Linked DNA regions of Mus musculus: all the other regions are linked to region 2. The links are chromatin loops, found by intact Hi-C in ENCODE. Cell type or tissue: left cerebral cortex. All regions are shown on one strand.

What was found. A loop is a pair of places that touch in the nucleus more often than their neighbours do. Peaks named below come from ENCODE experiments on the same cell type or tissue, not always from the same donor. Only the 100,000 strongest peaks of a DNase experiment are listed, where the experiment ranks them.
Region 1: a loop joins it to region 2, with 2.4 times the contacts of the local background. A loop is called at or near these places in 6 of 42 quality-filtered maps.
Region 3: it touches region 2 in a loop (12-fold over the local background); 4 of 42 quality-filtered maps call a loop at or near these places.

Annotation. Positions count from the first base shown.
Region 1 is chr13:99,295,124-99,303,123 of GRCm38, reverse strand. No RefSeq gene overlaps it. Among named protein-coding and RNA genes, the nearest start is that of Ptcd2, 46 kb to the left of the region's middle. In left cerebral cortex, a CTCF peak has its summit at 7,949 (motif pointing left); a DNase peak (open chromatin) is centred at 3,076.
Region 2 is chr13:99,142,769-99,150,768 of GRCm38, reverse strand. No RefSeq gene overlaps it. Among named protein-coding and RNA genes, the nearest start is that of Gm41036, 30 kb to the left of the region's middle. In left cerebral cortex, no CTCF peak of the experiment used is centred here; DNase peaks (open chromatin) are centred at 117, 890, 2,794 and 4,217; H3K27ac peaks cover 4,316 bases.
Region 3 is chr13:99,050,355-99,058,354 of GRCm38, reverse strand. No RefSeq gene overlaps it. Among named protein-coding and RNA genes, the nearest start is that of Gm35493, 19 kb to the left of the region's middle. In left cerebral cortex, no CTCF peak of the experiment used is centred here; DNase peaks (open chromatin) are centred at 1,234, 2,425, 2,612 and 3,540; H3K4me3 peaks cover 273 bases; H3K27ac peaks cover 2,886 bases.

The DNA of each region.
Region 1 (8,000 bases), 150 kb before region 2:
TGCCAATGTTTCCCTGGGTTCTGGAAGCTTCTATAGCACATTAGTCAACTCTGATGCTGACCTACAGCCAATCGAAAGCACAGTCCTAACAAAGTAAGAGTTTAAAACTGGCATCTAAAACGGAGGACTGTCTCATGGGACTGAGCTGTGGCCTGGCATCTGATGGTGTGTTCCAGTAGACAGTGTCAGGACTGAGCTGGTGCCTGCTTCAGTGCTAATTGCTTGCTTGGCTGCACAGCAACACCCCATGCCCTTACACATTTGATTAGAGCAGAGGTCTGTGTTGTGGAAGCATAGTAAGAGAAACAGTTTGGTTTGTTCCTGTATCCTTAGAGGTGCAAAGTTGGGGACATGACAAGCAAAACCAATGCAAAGCCATAATCCGGGACGTTTAGAAACCTCTAACAGGCAGCCTCAACCAGGTAGTAGAGAGAGGAAATTGAACAGAAGCAGCAGGGGAAACAAGAAGCCATGAGAAAGAGACAGGTAGTGAGTCCTGCATTTGACCAGTTCCTTAAGCCCTGGAACTGTCTCAGTTCCTAAGGCAAAAGCCCATCAAAATTACATCAGTGGCCTTCCTAACCCCATGGCAATGGTGGAGAAGCACTAAGATACTTTAGTGCTAGGAAAATACAATGTAAACACTTCAACAATTTTCTATAAGATCACGGAGCTCACAAGCCCTCTAGCACCAAAGGGTTAACCTTTTTAGTAACTCAGGGTGATACTACCTTAAAGGTCAAACTAACACTTTCTTGGGGTTCAGGGAGCTCCTTATTATTTCACCTCTGAGGACAGACACCACAATGCCGCTTAGAAATGCCTCTACGTGCTCAAAGGACTCCATGGGACAATCAGAGGGACTTCTGCTCAGAGCGTCCAGGGACACTTGGAGATGTGTCCAACAGTCCTTGGTGGTGGAACTCCAAGAGAGCCAGAAAGAGCCAGCCTTGGCAATGAGGCAACAGGTCCCCAGAGCCCCATGATTGGTGTGTGCCTTTTATCCCTGTGCCCCCAAGCAAATCATTTAGTTTCCCCAAGAATCAGTTTGTCCTTTGAGACGGTTGTGACTTAAGTGTGTGTGTCGGAAGCTTGGTTCTCAGTGCAGTGAAGTTAAGAATCTACTTTAAAAATGAGGGTCTAGAGAAAGTCCTCACAGGTAACTGGTGGCATGTCATCAGGGGTGATTATTGTAGTTCTCTTGAGACTCCAAGTTAGTTCTAGAAAAAGCAAGCTGTGCGTATGTCCTCCTAGCTCTCCGTTCTCACCACGTGGTTCCTCTCACCGTTTCTCCCATCCCCGTGAGACCATCTGCTATGAGGAGATCAGTTGGGGGTGCCCTCCCCAGAGTTAGCTGTGTGGACTTTTAACCTTCCAAATTCTGAGCTAAAGAAACCTCATTTCTTTATAAAGCATTCTGCTTCCGGTGTTTTATTACAGGGAATTTGATTTAGTAAAGTGATAGACAATCACAGAAGTCACTTCTGAGACAAACAAACAAACAAACAAACTTCTAAGAAAAGTGTTCCCAATTAGATTAGAAAAGGAGGCAGCTCAGAATGAGAAAGATTATGGTCCAGAGTCAGGGGTCTTGGGTTTGAGCTCTGCCACTCCAGCAGGTGAGCAAGCACAACAGCTCATTTGCCTACGGGATTAGCTCATGAAACAAGGAGTTTGATTTATTCTTGTCACAAGGACATTTCTATTACAAATTTTGTGATTTTTAGACCTCTGTGCACCTCCCAGGCTATGAGTTCAATGGCTCTTTACATCTGTCCTTAACATTCAGTACACATATGGAAATGTCACAATAACACCTTTTTAATTTATAAGAAATGAGTATGCGCTGATAAAAATGCTTTGTCGCCAACCCCGTCTCTCATGGTGTTTCTTTCTCTGCGAGGGAGGAGCCATCCGTGCACTGACCTTGTCTGTCCCTCATGCCCACCCTTTCCCTCACAACCCTTCCCATGTTCCTCCCTTCAGGAAGACAGAATGGCTTTTCCTTTGATAAATGTGAATACAATTAACATATGTGCAAAGGTCGGATCTTGTCTTTATTGCAGGCAGGTCTGCTTGCAGAAAGTGAGATTTTTCTCCAATCCCCAAAGTCGGGCTTTCTGCCTGGTCAGTGTCTTCTTCGCCCTATACTGTGAGCCATCTTTATCAGAGATAAAGGTGTCTGTTTTGGCTTTCCTGTTGCTCTCGTCTTGTCATACAAACCTCTGGTTGTTTGCCGAAGCTAACTTCCCTTTTCCCAGCACGAGGGATTATCCATTCTCATTGGTTTGGAACTGGGGGCTTTGCTGAAATAAAGATGGTGTGTACTTGAGGACAGACCCACATGGACCAGCATGGATGGTCACTCTCCTGAGCACAGAGGAAGACAACATGTCTGTTTCCCTTGTAGATGGATGAAGATTAAAGTGTCCATATTATTTCTGGGTGATCCTGGAATTCTCACTGTCTCAAATGACCAACATGATGTTTCCCCAGTGTGAATTAGGAAAAAGAAATGAGCTTTCTATATCCTGTCCTAAAACTATATCTGCACCTTTCCCCATCACAAAAATTAGCCACATACCCTTCAAGTTGGTGGACAGTTCACTGCACCCCTCTGTTCTCAATGTCCACTGCTTTCTGCATGTTAGTTGAATAGTGTACTGTTCATATTGAAAACTGGCTTGTGATAACTGGCCCTGGGGACAGGGTACGCTTTCTAAGCTGGAAGAGCTTGAGTTGGGTACAGCCCTAAGTTGGTCTCCATGGGAAGCTTTGAGAAGCTGGAACAGGCAGGCAGTAAACCACTGTGGGGATGATAAGTATGAAGAAAGAGAAGAGGAAGAGGCTGTGGAGGAGAACAGAGAGAGTCTCTCTGTATGGGTGGTGAGGAGGTGTCTCTAAGGAGAACTTGAGGAAGCAGGAGGAGTGAGTCCAGCGAAGAGCCCTAGAAATTAAGTCTCAAGCAGGGGGTGGAGAGAGAGCATGGCAAAGCGCCAAGGCAGGGTGAGGGATGCCATCTCGAAAGTATAGCTGAGATTTAGCAGCTGAAGTACAGGGACAGTGCCAAGGCCCGGGTGTGGGTATTAGGGGGCAGGGGACATGGTTCAGAGTAGGAAGATAACAGGCTCAGTGGGAAGTCTAGGATTGAGTCTGATTTACATTCCTAAATTTATGTGGAGAATGTGGATATGGTGGGACCGAAAGAAAGCAGCAGTCAGAAAACAATGTAGCAAGCCAGAGAAAGGAAGATGGAGGTGGTTCCACTGAGCTGGCCGCAGCAGAGCTCTCAGGAGGAAAGGTGGGCTAACTCTAGAGATACATAAATAAAAACGTCTTGTAGTTAGACGTTAGATGTAGATCATCATTTTCTAGATTGGGAGAAGCGGGCATTTTCAGGTCCATGTTGTTTCCAGGGAACACTCTTACTGTAGGATAAATCATGGTTCTCTCTCCTGGGGATGTACAGATGGGATGCGATTTCCACTGACTCGCCAGCCACATCTGGGCAGAAGAGCATGCCTACCCTAACCCTAAACATAGGAACTCGGAGGCGCTGAGCCATTGTCCTGTCAGGAAAATTAGCAGAGTCTCAGTCACATGGCAATAGGCTTATTTGCGGAATGTTGTCTTCAAGTGGGCTGCATGGCGGCAGGAAGTGGAAGGAAATTAACACTCTCGGGGTTTTCTTACTAACTTCCTCCTTGGGCATTGGAGGCAGGGGAAAGGTTCTCTCATAAAGATGTATCAGGTTGTGCAGGGAGGGTGAAGTGAATGAAGCTCATATGGGTGTGCCATTTACGTTTTAAAGCAACAGCTGCTGAAGTGGACCATGTAAAAACATAGCTTGCTACAAACAAAGTCAAATGATAAAAGTCTCTTAGAGAAAATACTTAGGGAAATGTCTTTATTTGGTGTCATAAATACAAAACCTCACCACAGCAGGCCCTGCGTGGTGTATTGAAAGTTCTTGGCAGCAAATTTAACAGGGTTGAAATGACTTTTAAAATCAATCTATAGTAGCTAGAGTCTATGAAGCAGAACTTGAGGCTGTTCTTTAGATGGCAAGTTAATTATATACAGCTCTGGTTTTAATCTAATAAGGGAAAAAGAAATCTCCAAAGATTTCTCAGAAGAAATCGTCCCTTCTCAAAACATTTTAACTTTATTTTATTTATTTAGATTTATTTTATTATTATTGTATGTGAGAGTGTTTTGCACCACATGCATGCCGGGTGTCCAAGGAGATGTTGAACTTTCATGTGGTTCATGGGAATCGAACCTGAGTCCTTTGAAAGAACAGCAAGTACTCTTAACCACCCAGACACCTTTCCAGCCCCTCTTCTCAAATTTTACTTCTATTAAGCCTCAAGTCCCTGGAATCTGTGACTTGCTAGGATATGGGACTAGATGCTAATTATGGTTAGGGGATTAAGAAGTTTGAAGTGGGAAGAAGCTAGAGAGAGAAAGGTTTGTTTTTTGAAGGCAAAATATAAAGCGGAGGTTATTTTGCACTTTTAAAAAAGAGGACAAAACAGTTTTGTCGATCCATCTGTCTGTCCATCCATCTGTCTATCTATCTATCTATCTATCTATCTATCTATCTATCTATCTATCTATCTATCTATCTGATTTAAGGATATATTTTTCAAAGAGACTAAAATAATGCCTATTAGATAAGAAAACTTACTTTAGTAGTTAAAACTTATTAGTAAACCACTACCCCAGGATATAGAAGATGTTTTCCAAAAGGTAACAAAAAAATGGGTGTTGTGGTTAAGTTATTAAATACATGCCGATTTAAGACATTCAAACAATTGAGAAGTATACAAACAAAAAGTTAATTTCCTTTCTTATTCCTCTGACCTTGCCTCCCACCCAAGGTTAATGCCGCTGTGTGCCACTTAAACTATTCCAGATTCAGCAACAGTCAAGTCGCATTTAATTTAAAAAAAATGTAGATTACTATGGCCATATTGTTCTACAAATGGCTTTATTGCATGGCCATTGTTCTTTCTGTACCAGTAATTAAGAAACTACTTCACACTTTTTAATGAAATCATTATAGCTTTGGACGTACTTTCTTGATCAGTCACGATCCTGTTGGTAAACCCAGAGAACATTACTTTCCAATATACACAGTGTCTGGGTAACAGAATTTGGTATTGTAGGTTATTGTCTGAGTCCTTTAAAAAGAATGATGAACACTAGGTGTGTAGAAAAAGAGGCCCAAAGCCCAGGAGTCTGTTGGCTTCTCAGCCTGGTGTCTACCCTGGTGATCCAGTGGGAGTTGTGGTCCCCTGAGGAAAGAAAGGACATTGAGAGGGGAAGAATCTTGCTGTGGAGAAAATAATGGAAGGAAAAGAGGCAGGAAAGTGACAACCCACAGAGGAAGAGGCAAGAATGAGGGAGTGGGACATTTAATAGGAGGCACCTCTCTCCCATTGGAGGACGCGACAGGGGCCTGGGGCACTCAGAGTTCTCGGAGCCCTTTTTTCCCCTCAAGAGTAATTTGTTGCCAGAATAAAACTTAGAGGCCAAGCCAGAAAGTTTCTAAGTAGGAAGGACATTGCAAATGGTGACTACATCCTGGTAATGGACTCAGAAGTGACAAGACTCAGATCAGAATAAACAGGTGCCTTGCAAAGGAGCAGGCTGGGCTGGCTTTCCACAGTCAGACTTTGAGGCCCCAAGTGCATTCTACTTCCAAATCTTAGGCAGCCGTCTTCAGCTGGGAGAACCTAATTTGCATCTAGGATCCCATATGAAAAGAATCTGAAAATAATTGCTTTCAATTTTTTAGTAAAGGAGAGACTGGAATTAGTACTTAGGGCAAATTCATCATTCCTGTATGCCGTGCAGAGCCCGGGGGAAATAGGCTGATAATGAGGTGTAGTTTCAATCCAAGTACTGAAACCGAGCAGGAAAATACTAGCCATTTGCCACTACTTGTGGGCTTTGGTGGTGGTAGTTTGGTTTGGTGTTGTTATTTTTTTTTTATTGTTTTGTGTTTCGTTTGTTTGGGTTTTGTTTTGCAGTTTTGTTTGTTTTGTTGTTGTTGTTGTTTATCCATTCCAGCTCTTTTCCTAGGTGAATAATTCTCATTACCAAAATATCCCAGTTCTCGGCAGGCCACATGATGTCTGGCTGGCACTAGGGCAGCTGACAAACATCCCTGACCCGCTACCAACATGAAACCAGAGTCAGCCAGTGCCCTCCTCACGGGAAGACGCCCATTCTGCCAGGTTAATCAGAAGACCCCGACTTTGGTGACAAAGGTTGACGCCAATAAAATTAAAATATGTGATCTCTTCCTAGCACTTAGCTTTTAATCTTTTAATTGAATGAACAAAGTGGAGCCATTCTTTTGTGTTTAAGACCTAGTATTTCAAACAGATCTGCCTGTGAAATATGAGAGCCGGAAGACATTGCCTAACGCTGTCAGATTAAAGCAGGGCCCGGATGGAAGTCAACGTATACTTCAAAGTCTGTTCCTAGCTTCAGTCGCTCCGTTGTTAATCGAGGGTAAAAGATGTCAGGCACAAAGCAGTGACAGAGTCTCAACACCAGCCTCCATGATTGCTCACACGTGAATACATGCATTGAGAACTAAGGTCAGTCCACAGGTTCAAACATCAGTTAATAAGGAAAAGACAGATACTCTGTAGAGGTGAGACTTCGAAGTTCTTGAACGTGTTTAATTTAAACACTATAAAATGTTTCCATTGCAAATGTCCAATTATCTTTTTAACATTTATTTTTATTTATATGTTTTCAAGTGTGCCTGTGTGTATATGTACATGTGCCTGTGTGTACATGCACATGTATCTGTGTGTATATGCAAGTGTCTGTGTGTATATGCGCACATGCCTGTATATATATGCACACATGCCAGTGTATATATGCACAAGTACCTGTATGTATATGCACATGTGCTTGTGTGTATATGCACATGTGCCTGTGTGTATATGCACATGTGCCAGTGGGTATATGCACATGTGTGTGTAGTTGTCTGAGGATGCCAGACAGGGTGTTAGATTCCTTGAAGGTGGAGTTACAGGCGGTTGTGACTGATCAGATGGGAGTGCTGAGAGTTCAATTCAAGCCCCGTAGAAGAGTAGCAAGCACTATTAACCACTGAACCATCTCTCCAACCCTTCAATTATTTTATTTTATTTTTTAAGACAGGGTCTTACTATAAAGTCCTGGCTACCTTCGAACTCCCTATATTGATTAGGCCAGCCTTGAACTCACAAAATGAGCCTCTGCCTCCCAAGATCTAGGATTAAAGGTGTGCAACACCAAGTCCAACCACCTCAATTACTTTCAATAAATATCAGGGTTATGCAACAGGCAGTACAGCCTGCTTTTAGAACTTTTCCTTACCTCTGAAAATTACCTCCCCACCTCGATAGTAAATTTCCACTTGACCCTTAGCTCCAGGCAATCTCTAATCTAGTTAGTATATGTGTCCATACATTAAATGGAGTAGAATGTGCAGCGGCCTCCTCTGTGACCTGGCTGCTTTCAGTTAGCATCACGAGTGGCTGTTAGGAATACCACAGTGAGCACTGCATACATGTCCTTTCTTGTATAGCAGCTTAACGTTACTGCTCTGAGCACTTGCTTCGGAGGGCCTGGGGTGTGTTGTTCTGATTTTAAATGATCAAGCTGTTTCCCAAGGGCCTGACCATTTCCACCAACAAGGTCTGAAAGTGGTCATTTTTCCAAGTCTGGTTCAACACTTGTCACCGCCTTTCTTTTTGGATTTAGCCATGTTAGTGGGAATGAAAAACACAAGCAGTGAGGCTGGAGAGATGGCTCGGTGGTTAGGAGCACCTGCTGCTCTCAAAGAGGACCAGGTTCAGTTCCCAGCACCCACATGGTACTTCACAACTATCCGTAATTCCAGTTCCAGGGCATCAGACGCCCTCTTCTGGCCTCCACAGGTACCAGGCTTGCACGTGATGCACAAATCTACAAACAGGCAAGACACTCAT
Region 2 (8,000 bases):
CTTCACAGATGAATCCCATGCACTCTGGTGAGTAGAAAACAGCCTCTCTGTCTCAGCCACTCTCAGGATCTAGCAGTCTGTGTCACTGGTCTGTCCCAGGGGGGGCCTTTCCCTCTGCCTGAAATCGAGTCTCTACTCTTAGCATAACTTCTGCCTTAGCAAACTCCTTTCTCCCCGGCTATCCAGATGGACACATTGTTACGTCACACGTCCACTACCTCTGTTCCTGGTCTATTTTATAGGCCTTATCACTATGTATAGTTATTTTATTATTTCTGCTTCCCTTCAACCAGCCTGTGTCCTCTGCCTGCTACCCCTCCAACATGCGCATGCTCTCTAAGTTCCACCAATTATCCTTACCTAGGTCCTCAGCATCACCTCGGTGCTCCTTTTCAACAAGTCTAAGCAAATGCTGAATTCATTTACCACCTTGGCTCTAAAAAGGTAACTTTTTGCTCTCTGCAAGGAAAAGGGAGGCGGGTAGAACTGAATAGCAGAAAGGGAATAAATGTGTCGGTCCATCCGGTCCATCTGTCAGTCACGGCCTCTGCGATTTCCTGCTGTGTGTCCATTAGTAAGACCCCCGCAGTACTTTCAGGATCACTGAAGGAAACTTTTCCACCTTAAGTGTGAAAGCCAGTAGCTACACAGAGGCCACTGAAGTGCAGAGGTCACCACAAACGCCTGAGAGTTAAACACGGAGTGATTTTTCTTTCCTTAGAGAGAGGGAAAACTTTGATGCGGACAGATCTAAAAAATCTCTTGATCTCTTTAAGGAGAGACAGGCTGCATCTTCTCCTCCTCTGCCATTTTATCATTTTGAATTCAAACTTGAATTCTTCCCCCGGCTTCCAATTAAACCACAGTCTGCCGGCTGTGCCCCTCCCCCTCCCACTTCTGCAGGCCGCTCTAAAGCTGAAAGACTTTGAACAGAATCTTTCTTGTCAATCCTTTTTGTTGAAGAGAATAAAGAAGGCCAGCCTTTGCTGAGAGAGGGTCTCTAGACTCCCGGTCACTCCTCCATACTCCATTCAGCTCATACTGGACCAAGGCTTTATCCACATCCCAGCCCCAGTGTGATGCTCAGGAGACAGAGGCAGCTAGCCTCTGCCCTAACCTACTCTGAAAGCCAGGACAGCCAAGAGTGTTCTTTGTGCAGCTGTGCTAAATAAGTCGCCCTTTCTCCAGTCAGCATAATCCATCCAGGAATCCAGCCTGTGCTCGAACACACTTGCCTCTCTCCTTCATCAAGCTGGCTATCTGGTGGCCTCTGTAATGTGACATACAGTGGAACAGGTTTAGAGGCCCAGGAAAGCCCCAGAGTTTACATGCTAGCCAGGAAACCTTGCTTTGATTTCCCTAAATTCCCAGGGCCAGGACATTCCCTACCCGAGAAGGAAGGCAACAGAAACAGGTTCCCACAAAGGCTTTGGTAATGAGTATGTTATGTAGAGGGGAGGAGAAAAGACCGTGTCCCCTTCGTGGCTGCCTGAAAGCCCTGCTGTGGACTCCCACTGGTCCACAAGTGTGTCAGTGAGACAGAATTGAGGCTCATGACCTCACCTTGACCTCCTCTGTGTTCATCTCTGTAACATGAACTGAGCCAGGCAACTGGCATCTTCTCCCCTCTAGAACGCGGCTCACTTCCAGTAACTTTCAAGAGCAATTAAAGGAGCTTGTTTTGTCATTTGTTTCACGTGGTTCCATACAATACCGAGTCCCACTCTGGTCTTGAGGTTCTGTTGGTTGGTTTGACAGGGGGTGGGGAGTAGTATTTGATCCTTTAAGACAAGGTGTCTCACCCTCTTCTCGGTTTAAGAGTGTCTAAGCCCATTCTTCTTCCATTTCCTTTTGGCTGGACGATCGCTGACTTCCAGATAGGTCTACCTGCAGCTCACCCTCCAGAGCTGTCCATCTCAGGATAAATGTAGATTTGGATCCCAGCTCTGCAGACCAGGAAGTCTGCTTCTTCTCCCGAGATGGGAGCATCCTGGCAGTTGACGGCACGGTGAGACTGACCAAGTATTCTAGTCCAGCTCCCTCTTGTCTTTTTATAAAACCATTAACGCTACCCTCATGACTTCTTGGATTAAGTTCCGGCGCATGACATTGGAGTGGTGCATTTTAAATTGCACATCCGTAGAGGCGCTGGGCCTGTGGTTCTGTGGTTCCGGGTGCTCTTGATCTAGAAGTCAGATCATTAGCCACCTTCCCCACATCCTCCCTTTGCTCACATATTCTTTTTATAAAGCTCTTATAAGACCTTCATTCTAGAAACTTCCAGCAGCTTTGTATCAGTTGTAGATTTTAGGAAGTGTCGGCATGGATGCCAGTGAAGATGGGCGTTGCTATAACATAATAAAGAAGAAAAGAAGAAGACTTAAAATTCATTACCTCATTTAAATAACATGAATATATATACTGTAACCAACAGAAAAGCAAATGACTGGCTGTGTTCTAGCTCCTGGGGTGGCATGTGGGGAGAGGTAGACTGAAGCAAAGGCCCTTGAGTCTTTCTCTAAGATTCATTCTGGGAAGCCTTATTTGAGCCTCCCTCACCTCACTCATTGAACCGAGAACGGGAGCTCTCCCCATCCAGTCCAAAGGAAACTCCAGTTCCCCAGACTCCAAAACGCAGTCTATATATATTTAGAAATGGGCTCAAGCTGCACTGTAGGATTTCTGGCAGCTAAAGAAAAGCCAGCATTCTTCAGGAACTTGTGAAATGAGTTCCCATCTGCCAAAAGAAGTTGCCGTGACTGTTAATTCTGGTACCTATGTTCTGAAGAGAGTGTTAAATGGATGGCCAAATCACAGAGAGTTCTCCAGACTTCTGCTATAGGCGGGGAGTGTTCCTGCAAGGAAAATCCCAAAAGAGCCCCCACACCCCCATGTGTTTGAACGACTCACAGCCATAGGCTTTACAGAGCTACTGCTCCAAAGAACAAAATGAGGTCAGGGGAGCCCATTGCTAAGGGCTGTTCCTGGCAGCCCATCCCTAGGCCCTGTTCACACTCAGCTCCTGTCTGTTTAGCCCTGGTCTTACTACTGTGGAGGAATCCCCACGGTGAGAATAGGCACCACTGGAGCCGGCTGAAATCTCAAGCTGCTCCGTAGGCATGGCAGCATACACAGTCTCTTGCAAGCCCTGCGTTTCCCAGTGTTTCCCTGGCCCCCATCACGTTACAAGCCTTGGAGACCCTGTCTTTTCAGGGTAATGTAGCCTGGCTGTCCTCTGGGGTGTATCTTGTGCCCTTTCTCCCTCTCCCTCTCCTTCTCTCCTTCCCTCTCTGCCTCCCTCCATCCTTCTTTTTCTCTCCCCCTCTCTACTAAATTCCTAGATTCTTATCTAATCTCCAAAGCCAGAAGTTGCCTTCTATGGCATACATTAATATTATTATGTTGAGCTAGGTATGTCAGTTCACACCTACATCCTACATCCTAGGGCTCTGGAGGCTGGGGAAGGAGAACAAATTTGAATCTGAGGCAGGTCTGGGCTATAGAGTAAGACCCTACCTCAAAACTCCAAAATAAATGAATGTATACAATAAATCTCTCTGTCCCTGTCTCTCTCTGTCTCTGTCTCTCTGTCTCTGTCTCTCTCTCTCTCTCTCTCTCTCTCTCTCTCACACACAGCTGTTGTTGGTCATTTATTCAATGTCCAGGTTAGCCCTAAAAGCCATAGTCATTTCAATATTTCACCAAGGTCTAGTTTATTACACTGTACTGACCTCAGGAATTCTAGAAGAGGATGAATATCATTTTTTTTTTTAAAGAAGAAGTTCTGCCAAAGAGAGCAGAAGGTTCATATCATCTTCTCTGAAAAGCAAAAAAGAAAAAAAAAAAACAGTTTCAGAAAAGGAGTGTCAGCTTTATGGTCTTCAAATAAATCTGTCACTGCTTCCCTGATTGCAGATGCCCCTGCACCTGGCCTCAGCCTGGTACGTACCACGTGTAGTCCATTCATGGGTGAAGGTTGATCGTGTCAGCATTTGGTTAGCAATCACGTGATTGGAGATGTGTTTGACTCTTCAGGATCCCAGCATGCATTGCCTCCCCACACTGAAGAATGACAGTTTATAGCCCAGACCACAGTTGAACAATCTGTATGATACGTGTAAAAATAGTCCAGCCTCGTTGCAGAGACTGGGTGTTATCTTCGGCATCTCCCTCCCAACCCTCTAGCTACCACCTCCTATGTCCCATCTGTCTTCTCATCTGGGGAGGGTTTTCACTTTCCTCCCGAAGTTTGACTGCTTTCTCTTCTCTTCTTTTATCCCTCGAAGGAAATTTCTGTGTGAATAAGGACTAAAATGGACGGCCATATGTCACTGAGAACGAAATCTCTGCCGACTTTGTCCCCTGAGCGCAACAAGAAGGCAGTCTTCTACTGAGATAGGATAGACTTGCACAGAGAGGAAGGTCCCTCACTCCAGCTCAGTCCCCCACACTGCAGCTAGCTGTCACTCCTTCAGCTCTCACTCCGGGGGAGATTCTCTCCAGCCTCCAGCCTTGGGCTCTTTGACTATATGTCCACTTAGAACCGTGGTCTTTCCTTAATACCAGTTAGCACGGATTAAAATGCATCCACATCTGTGTCCACTCCAGGAGTCTGTGGCATCCACAGGCATGTTTATCCCTGACTACATCTCATGATAGTGGGATGGCAGGGGGAAGATGCTATCAGAAACAAAAAACAAAACAAAACAAAACAAAAAAAATGGGTGAATTTTTTTTATTAAATCAGGCTAAGCAAATTTCATTACTGGTTGACTCTACACATTTTAAATGCTATAATGTTATACTCTTGGGGGAAATTTTGCAATAATTAAAAGTATTATCACTTATATTGAATAGCGTGAAATATATAAATATATAATTCTTGCTGTAGTTTTAACAGACGTATAGAACTCTAATCTATTATGGAAAGGCAGAGGAAGGCAGTGAATAAATGTAGAAATAATTATTTTGAGTGGGTAACAATGTTGTGACATTTACAAGTTTATTTACAAAAGATTATCTCCTGGAAAGAACCTAGCTCTCAACCTTCCTAACATGGTTCCTCATGTTCTGTTGACCCCCAACTATAAAGTTATTTTCATATTTACTCGTAACTGTATTTTGCTACTGTTATGTATCATAATGTAAATATCTAATATGCAGTATATTTGATATTTGACCCCTGGGAAAGGGTTGTTCAATCCCCAAAGTGTCATGACCCACAGGTTGAGAGCCACTGATCTAGCAGCTAGAATTTCCTATTTCTGTTCAGCTTCCCGACATAGGGCATGGTTGCATCTGAAAAAGGGAATAAAGATCAGAAAACTTGTCTGGAAATGAACATGCATCTGGTTTTGTGTTTTAGCCTCTCAACTCAGATGGTTTCTTTTATTGTCAGGACTCAAAACAACAAAGGGGTAAACTTTGACTGTTCGTGAAAAGAGAGCATACACGTCCGTCAGCTGTGAGAACCCGAAGGCTCTGGGTCAGTCTGCACCTGCTGCTGAGAACAGGTTAGGAAAGGCAGGGCACAGGGACACGGTACAACACTGGGAAGAGGAAGGGGCTTTGCAAAGTGTTAGGCTGTGTGGGCTGGGATTTCTATGCTATCTCTGGAGTCCACCCTGCCACACGCCTTCAATTCTTCTGAAAAGCAGTTGGACTGCAAATGAAGACAGCCCTTTAAAGTGATTCTTGACAACTGGATACAAAGGGAAGAGAAGAGATTTGCTGTTCCTGACCTAAGGCTGTTTCTTCGAGGTCTGCACTGGAGAGCTCCAAGTTCTATGGTAATAGCTGGACCTGGCATGAAGTGGTTCAGAGGGGGAAAAGATGATCTGCCAGCTGGGCTTCCTCACACTCCAACCCATCTGCCTCCCTCCCATCTTCCCAGGCTCAGGGAATTCCCTCAACCTACCTGCTGGCTCACTACCCTTACCACAGTGGCGGAAAACCCCACCTTTTCTCCACTCCTGACCTCCAGAGGTGCTGCCCTATCTGAATATCCTTAGGGTTCCAAAGCATGGATACCTCCCTGCCAGGTATAGAAAGTTGAGCAGACACTGTTCATGTGTGCAATGTATGTACATGTAATCATATGTGTGCATGTAGGCATCTGTCTGTATGTATGCAGACAGTATATGTGCACGTGAGCATATCCATGCATGCATATGTGTGTGTGCAAGCATGTGCACATATTGTGTGCACTTGGGGTTTTGGTACATACCTTTAACAAAGAGAACCAGAGGCAGTCTAAATCCCTTCCAGAACAAGGCCTCCAGAATAGAAAAAGAGGCATTTAGGTCACATCTTCAGGAAAATGGTCTCTACCACTCCCTCTTCGTTCTCTGATCCCTCACGACCACCATCAATAATTTGATGTCGAGCCTCGTGGCCATGTCTGAAGCATCCCAGGTGTTTCCTATGAAACCGCTGCCTCCTAACCCTCGCAGGCCCCTTTGGAGAGAGCCAAGCTTCTCTCTTCCTCTTCTGTTCAGCCTGGTTAGTCAACACAAAAGAGGATGCTAGCGTGGAGGTGACTAGCATTGGATGTAACCTGAAATTCCCCCCTCCCACCTGCTCACCCAAGTCAGTCGTGGTCAAATAGTCCTGTGGCCCCCAAAGCTCCTGTCCTATCATCTCAGACCTTTACATTTGAGATATCCACTGAAGAACATGTCACCGTGTGGTGTTCCTTCAGCTCAGTTAGCTATTCCCTTTACACACACACACACACATACACACTCAAGCTTCCCTGAGAGCAACACTGGTATCTCAGGCAAGCCTTTGTGGAGATGAGAGACAGGACTAGGTATCCTTTCAACCACAAACCAACACCAGAGCCAGTCCCTGAATGACACAGTCTGTCCTCTATCTTTATAGGCTTTATATAGTACCAAGCTAAACAATGTTTGTTTATTTGTTTGTTTTTGTTATGCTTGTGGTTCAGGTCAGCAGTGTTAAGTATCTTTATGACATACAGTCTATTTCATTCAAAGTGAGTATTACTGATTCATATGTATGTATGTATGTATGTATGTATATATGTATATGTGTGTGTATAATAATATGTATTTTTTCTAAACCCTTTTATTGATTCTTTGTGAGGTTCACATCATTCACCCCAGTACCACTCATCTTCCCATCCCCTCATATCTGCCCTTTGTCTTTGCAAATCCCCTTCAAAATAAAACATACAAGCAAGCAAGCAAGCGAACAAACAAAGCATAGAAAACAGCTCATCGTGGAAGCTGTAGTGTGTCACAGTGTGTCCCACAGTGTATCCCTCTGTCCACACATCTTCACTTGGAAATGTTTATTTCAATGAGTCATTGGTCTGGTTCAAGATCTCTGGCTTCTGCTACACTACCAACACTGGATCCTCATTGGGGCTACTCTGGGATATTCTGGTTTTGCCCTGTGTCATGGAAATCCTGCAGCTTTGGAACAGCAGGGCTGGCCCTTTCAAAAGTCCCAACCATTCACAGATGATACGGATTTGGGGGTGGGTCAATTCAGAGCCCTGGGTCTGGACTTGGGCAGTAGGTAGCTGAGCTGGTCAGCCCACCAGCTCTTCCTTATCTGGACCAACAGACTGAGCTCTCCAGCAGTGCTCAGGCTAGACCACCCAGTGCTGCCATCGGCAGGAGGCAGGGTCAGCTCTCCTGCTCTCCTGCCCCTGGCTCGCCTGCACCCATGCCTCCAGAGCTGAGTGCACTCTTCCCCCAATATCCCCCCACAGTCTCTGTGAGGGACTGAGACAGCTCATCTGCTCTCATGACCCCAAGACCAGTTGTTCCATCTGCAGCAGGAGCAAGGGCATCACTCCTGTACCCACTTATACCAGACAAGTGGAGGGGACAGTTCTCCTATGCTCTCACTCTTGGGGCTGGCTCACCTGTACCCCTGACACAATGGGGGCTGTACTATTGAGGTCACATTCAGGGTGCACAAGCTGATAAGGGGCAGGGCTAGCCACACCCAACTCCCAACTCATGACC
Region 3 (8,000 bases), 92 kb after region 2:
GCATTTTGCAAATACTTCTGCGTGTTATTTCCTTTGGTTCTCACAGTGAGTCAGAGAAGTGGTATCCCGTATCATAGAAGGCACTGGGGCACATAAGGAGGTTGAAGCTCATCATGGTCAGAAGAGCAATTTACCCAGTATGTCTGTCAGACTCCAGAGACTTTCTTTCAACCACATCAATGGACCAGGGTACTTTTGTGATAATAAAATAATGTTACATTGACATTTACTCAGCACTAGCTGTATAGTAAACAAGTTGGAGACATTTTACAGGTAGTATTTCACTCAACCGGGTATCCAGCATGCTATGATTTGGCAGGTTGAAATAGGGTTAAGGAATTTGCCCAAGGGTCATAGGTAGGAACTGAAAGACTCACATCCCAAGCCACCTCGGGGGTTGCTGTGTCCTAAGAGCTTTAAGTCCGAAGTAAGAGTTGGAACTTTCTAGAATGCTGGAGTTCAAGGTGAGTGGGGGAGCTGGGGTGAGGGAAGGGGAGGAATTCTGCAGCCACGCCACAGAGCAAAGCCAGTTTCTTGCAGCATTCCCTACTGCGTACACTGGAGGAGCAGGGCTCCAACCCTGAAGGACCCTGTGAGGCTGAGGCTGGAAGGGGTACAAGGTTAACCGCACCAAGGACCAGAACAATCAGCAAAGGGTCAAATGTACAGCCAGATAGACACAACAAAGACTACGTGACACAGAGCAGATCCAGGTCAAGGGAGACGACAGGCTCCAAAGCAAGAGGACTTCACTGAGGCTGGCAGTAACTGTGGGGAGAGAGCCACGGGCTGGATCTTGAGACTTTGGTGTGTAGAATGAGACACCATAAGCAATGTGGAAACAAGATGGTAGGAAGGCCTGTGGGATGGTAGGGGAAGCACAAGTCCTCCCATAGCCCTCCTCAGACTCCGGATCTAAGTTAGCCAATCATGATGGCCTGATTTCTGAGCTCTTCCCCCTAGGGATAGGGAAGTCAGTGGTCTCCAGCACAGGGCTAACCTTTTGCCTTTAGCTCCCCCTGCTTTGACAAAGCGCAGCCAGCCACTGAGTGCACTGAAGGCTTCTGTCGCAAGAGTGCCTTGACTCTGCTTATTGCCTTCAATAAAACATGTCTCACTCTGTTCTCTCTCCCGGTCCATCTCCCTGGACACCCACACAATCATCCATATGTAAACAAAGAGGCTTCGAAGCCACCAGGAGTCCTGCAAGGCGGAGGAGATGAGAATGAGCTGCAGCCTCCCTGCGGCGAACTAGAGACTGGAAATCTTTCATAATCTCCACTTGGTTTTGTGACCGTGAAAGGCACAAGTGTTCACCGTGGAAAAATACATGAACACGTCCAGAAAACAACTATTATCCAGCAGAGATAAGCAAATATGACATCTAGTTGAGCGTGCCTTGATGTGCGGCGTTACATCCCATGCTGCTTTCTTGCCTGGTGTTTCCCCTTGGCACAGACTGCATGCGTATTCACTATGAGCATCTTTAGTGACTGTATACCAGCCCGTCAGAGTTTCCTTCTTGCCTCAGAGTAGAATGCCTATTTAACACTCTGCTTCCTCTGTTTCTTCCATATGCCTTTGGAAATTCAAGATGTTGGTTCTGAGACCCAAACGGCTCTGCTAACTTAAGTTTGAGAAAAAGTAAATCTGGGTTTGGCTTGAGCTTGGCCACTCATTCCCCAAGCAGCTGTGGCTGATCACTTTTCCCTGTGTGTCATGTCCCACATTCACCATGTTACACTGTCCAGTTTAAAGCAGATCAATATGGCAACGGAGAAAGTCCCACCTACTAAGCCGAGGCCCCAAACTCCCGAGCCCAGCCCAGTGTGGGAAGAACTGGTCATTCCTTTTGAATGACAGTGAATGACAGGCACCCCCCCCCCCCACCTCGTGACAGCCATTGTGCAAAGCACAATACTTGCTTTTTTTTTTTAAGCTGACTTCTCCCAATATCCCAATATAGTAAGAATTATTATAATTTTCATGTGGTGAGAGAAAAAGTTAAGTGTCAGGGAGATTGCAGCCTGCCTACACACACACATATACACACACACACCACTAAGGAAAGCTCTCTTCCCCATAAGACTGGGCTCTGGAGCCATACCAGCAAGAGAGCACTTGGCCCGCTGCCTTTCAACACTAATCAAGTTGTCCATTTCAGAAGCCAGCGGCAGTGTGTCCGTGAGGGAAATCTGTTCAGTATTCAAATCAAGGCAAGGAAGGAAAGCAGATGTGAGACATGTGGAAGAAAACTCTCTGTGGAAGGAGGAAGTCAGGATCCCATCTGGAAAGGAAACCGAGGTCTCCAGCTCAGCCAGACCTGGTCCTTGCTCTCCTGCTTGAGTAATTTAATCATAAAAACACCTGGCTCTGAGCACCCCAGCACACCCAGCGAGATGGTATTTTGAGTCTTGGTAACCGACACACAGATCTATTCAGATCTATTTTTGTGGCTGTAGACACATCCTTCTACATCCCCTCCCCATGCAGTCTCTGCTGTGGGTCCCTCCCTCCCACCCCCACACAACTGAGAGCTCACGCAGAAGCCTCAGAATAGAGACCCATCCCTTCCCTCCCTCCCTCCCTCGGGATGACTCACAGGCTACACAGAGCGAGGAGAGACAGGAGGGCTGATCTCCAGCTACTCTCTCACCTTCCCAGTCTCACAGAGGCAGAGTCAAGAGCCTGCAGCTCAGCTCCGTCAGGTCCACGACTATCTCTTTCACATCCAAGAGATGCTCAAGCATTTGGGAGGAGGAAGATGTTGGGGACAAGATGGTGAGCGATGTGAGCCTGTCAGGACAATGTTTTCTAGTTCAACTGGCTAGTGGGCACTTGAAGAATGGTTAGCCCAATTCAGAAGTGTTATATTTTTAAATACCTTTCAACTTTCAAATATTTTGTATAGAAATATAGCACATTTATAGGTTATATACACATATATGTATACACATATACTATACATATATACACATGCATATGCAGTAATATTTTTAATTGTCAAAATTATAGTATTTGGGGCATATGGTATCAAATAAAATATATTAAAATCAAGTTTACCTGTTTCTTCTCACTTTCATAATCTGAATACCAGAAAAATACTCAGCTGCACATAAGACCTGCGTTAAACATCTATTTCTGTGCTGAAGCTGTCAGATTTTGTGAACCTGAGTATCGAAGCCGGGCATGGGTCTCCTGCTTCTCTTTCTACAGCTGGAGGCCACTCAGCTCCATCAGCTCCTGTTTCAGCAGGTCAGTCATTAGGGATTCAGATATGTTCAAAATAACCATCGCAGCATGCGACACTTCTAGAGTACTGTCTTTCTCACGTTTCTTTAAAGTCTAGCCTCCGACCCCTCTATCCTTTGCTGAGATGCCTCAAAGGGGAGATCTACTGCCTCCACTTTCAAAGATTCACTGTCCCTCCAGAGGACCTGTCCCTCCCAGGTGTCACACCCTGCCTCCCTTGCCCCTCTCACATCCTAAGTCAGAAAAGAGAGATGTGCAGAAAGACTCCATCCCCAAGAGACCTGAGGGACATTCCTTGCTGTAATACCTCTGTGTACCTGGACATGAATCTCCTTTGGCCATGCTCCATAGTCCTCTGTCATGTTGGACTTCAGAGAAAAGATGATACTGTACACCAACAGGCAATAGTGCCTCTTTCTCCCAGGCCCTCCCTATATGCAGACCCTGAGAGAACACTGTCCGGGTGCACACCGCAGCAGCTGGGCTGTGAGGATCATTGAGACCATGTACCTTGACGTATGATCGGCTCTGAACCGCATCAGCATCCTTAGGTATGCAGAGTCACAGGTATGGGTGCCATGTTTTCGAAAGCAGGATCTGGCAGGCTGGGGATACAGATCTAATGAGTTCCCCAAGTGAGTGGGGAGCACACTGTAGTTGTGGAAACACTGGCTTCTAAAAAATACCAAATAAACAGCCACTCTCAGCTGCAGGTCTAGAATGTTCCTTTTCACCCATAAAAGACCCAGACCTGATCAACTGGACCCCAGCATCACCCTGGCCAGAGTGACTGGTTCAAAATTGTATCTTGTAACACAAGGCAATCCAGTCACAGCAAAGGAAAGTTAATTTAGAACTGCAGCCAAAGTAATGTGAGAAGGAGGCATGGCCATTAACTCTAGTTTCACAGTTGGGCCTGGGAACATGTCTCCCCACTCCCTCCTATTCTAACTCCAAATGTGAGTTAGGGAATCTCACCTGCCACCTCTGCACTTGACAGTGTGTGCCTGTGCTGCCACCCGGCACTGCTGTGACAATGAGCAACAGTAATGGAGAACTTTAGGAACAGAGAGGAGACTTGGGGTGTCAGCAGCTGAGGCACCAGGGGTCTGAGATCTAGGGTGGGAGGCTCTCTACTCCTCAGCAAGGCGCTGGCCCAGCTTCTGTGGGTCAGGCCCAGAGTGCTTAGATTTGGAAAAGCAAAAGGAGAAAGAGAGGGGAAGGCTGGGAGAGAGGAGTTTGGGTACATAGATTTGAAGTCTCTGGAAAGAACTAGTACTTGGTGACTAAGACAAAATATTTGCTTGGCTAGAGAGGCTCAGTAGAACCTGTAGCTGTAGCTTGAGCTTTGGAAGAGAAGAATATATATATATATATAAGGATATATATATATATCCTTCAAGAATGTAGCCATCGCTGGAGACTTCGAGAGGAAACCTCTTCAAAGAGAAGTTTTCCACCCTCCTTATGTACCTGCTATCACCTGGGCTCATAGGTATGCTCTTTAATTCACTCCGGAATAAAGTGTGTACTTATCACACTTAACAAAACTAGCCAGAGGCTTGTGTGTATCACCAGCCCTCGTGGGGACTCCGTAGGGCAGAAGCAAGAGATATGGGGTCACACTGTTGATTCTCTTTTCTTAATCTATGCCCTATGTCACAAGTCACCCTAACATCCAGCTTAATTAAAACTAGAAAATGGTCAAGTGCAGTGGTGTACACCTGTGACCCCAACATATGGGAGGCTGAAGCAGGAGGATTGCTGCAAGTTTGAAGCCAACTTGGGTTACATAGCAATATTCTCTCAGAAGGAAAGGGGAAAGTAAAGACGGTAGAAAGAATGGAAGAAAGGAAGGAGGGGGAGGGGAAGGAGAGAAAAGGAAGAGGAAGATGGTGAAGAAAAGAGAAGGAGAAAGAAAAAAAAGAAAAGGAAAGGAAAGGAAAGGAAAGGAAAGGAAAGGAAAGGAAAGGAAAGATAATGAATCACAGAAGATGGGCTTGAGTCACATGATCTCTGAGCTTCTTTAGCTGTGACAGATGACAAAAAAAAAAAAAAAATCCCTGTGGTGCAGAGTGGATGAAAGGTACCTAGGCCTCTCTTGGCCTCTCTTTACAAAATACTGGCCCTGGCACAGAGGTGTGCCTCCTCCTCTGTCCCCTGAAACTGACCACAGCACAGCATTTGCCTGTTAAGGCCTTAGCAGGATCTGTATCTGCAGAGATACAGGCATCTCTACCCTGGGTCAAAAGCCAGTCTGCTTCCTCCAGGATCAGGTGCCTTGAAAAGACGTGGGATTTCCTTCTCAGGGATAATGGGGACCTCTGAGCAGCAGCCTTTCTTACTCTTTGAAGAGAGAGGGGTTGTCTTAGTCAGGGTTTCTATTCCTGTACAAACATCATGACCAAGAAGCAAGTCGGGGAGGAAAGGGTTTATTCAGCTTACACTTCCATACTGCTGTTCATCACCAAGGAAGTCAGGACTGGAATTCAAACAGGTCAGGAAGCAGGAGCTGATGCAGAGGCCATGGAGGGATGTTCTTTACTGGCTTGCTCAGCCTGCTCTCTTATAGAACCCAAGACTACCAGCCCAGAGATGGCACCACCCACAAGGGGCCTTTCCCCCTTGATCACTAATTGAGAAAATGCTTTACAGTTGGAGCTCATGGAGGCATTTCCTCAACTGAAGCTCCTTTCTCTGTGATAACTCCAGCTGTGTCAAGTTGACACAAAACTAGCCAGTACAGGGGTACATTTAGCCTCTCCAGAAAGACATGGGCCTGCTACTACTCAGTCAGCAAGCTGGGACAAACTGCACTTTCACTGGCCTCCTGTGAGATGGTGAAGATGGAACTCTGACAGGCTGGACCTTTCTTGCTACAGTTAAAGGGATGGGGAAGCTGAAAGGTGAAATGGATTTTGACGGTTCTTGCCTGCTAGCTGAGGCATCTGATGAGCTTGGAGAATTCAAACCTGTATATAGACAACTCCAAGAAAATCCACAAATAAAGGCAGAACTTGAAAGATCCAGAGCTGGAGAAAGGGATCATATGAATCCCATCCACAGACTGTCAGCTGTCAGACTCTTGGGGCTTAGAAATTGCCTTAGAAACCACTCATGGCTATGGGGTGCATAACCTGCCTCATGGTACAAATAGGGAGTCAATATTTAATGAGTGCTGAGTTTCAGGCTACAAGGTGAGAAGTTATAGAACACAACTATGCAGTCGTGAGACTATTTCTAATGGTACTCAACTATACATTTAAAATGGCTGTACTGGGCTGGAGAAATGGCTCAGCAGTTAAGAGCACTGGCTCCTCTTCCAAAGGTCCTGAGTTCAAATCCCTGCAACCACATGGTGGCTCACAACCATCCATAATAAGATCTGACTTCCTCTTCTGGAGTATCTGAAGACAGCTACAGTGTACTTACATATAATAAATAAATAAATAAATCTTTAAAATAAATAAATAAATGGCTGTACTGGCACATCTCATATTATATGTATCTTTACAATTTAAAAAATAATTTAATTGTTTTTATTTAGTTTTTATATGCATGAGCATTTGCCCACATGTATATCTGTGTATCACATGCATGCAGTACCTAAGAAAACCAGAAGACACTGTCAGATCCCTTGAGATGAGTATTTGTGCACCACACCCATCTCGAAGGTCAGAAGAGGGAATTGAATCCTCTGGAACTGAAGCTATAGACCACTTAAAACTGCCATATGGGTGCTGGGAATCTAATTGGGGTCCTCTGGAAGAAAAACTAATGCTCTTAACTGTTGGGCCACTTTTTCCAGCTTCTAAACAATAAACATTTTAAAAGAAAGTTAAATAGTACCGTAGATGAAGTCCCCAGGAAACAAGCTTTGCAGATCCCATTTCATGTGCCCTGTTGTTCTAGTGGTAAGATCATGGTGCCACCAGAGACACATAGGGCAGGCTGGTCCTTGGCCCTCTAACCGGAGAAAGGAGAAATCACTAAGAGTCTCCAAGATGTTACTCAGGCCTCATCTAGAGCCCCCGTGATGCTGATTCAAGGCACTGGTTCTTCCTGACCTAGGCGATTGCCTGATTTATCTGAGACCATCTTTTGAATTATATACACACAATGGTGCTGGAGAAGAGAGTCAAAAAGCAAAGGAAACTGGTCCCAGGGAAAACCTGACCTGCTTCCTAATTGGTGCCTCTGGTCACTCTGTCCACTTGAGCCCTCATCCAGGGAACCCCCAGCGCTGCTCGCCCCAGCAGGTAGGCTCCGTTCAGTGGCCTTTCCCAAGCCTCTATGAAGTGCAATCTCCAATACTTCTGATTCTGTAGAAACTCCCGGTACACTGGGGATCTTTTGTCCATAGATAATGGGAGTGTGGGGTATTAAATAGAGCTAGTTCAAAGGCTGCAATGTGCCTTGTATCTGGAGCACCTCATACACTGCCTAGTGGAGAGTTGCTTGTAAGGGATGGAGGGGTGGGTCCAGGGGTGGGCAGGGAGAACACAAGGATGGCTGAGTGGATGCTGGAGTCTTCATTTGGATGTAGCAGAAGGAGATCCCCAGACAAGGTGACTCAAGGTGACTCTGATGGGAGAGGACAGTGAGCTAGGTAGGAAAAGGAAAAAGAGGAATCCAGAAAAGGATGTGATACCAAACTGGGGGACACCCATCTATTTGGAGGATACCATGAAATGTGGCTTAGGACCAGTGAGACTCAGTGGGTGAAAACACTCGGTGCCAAGCTTGAC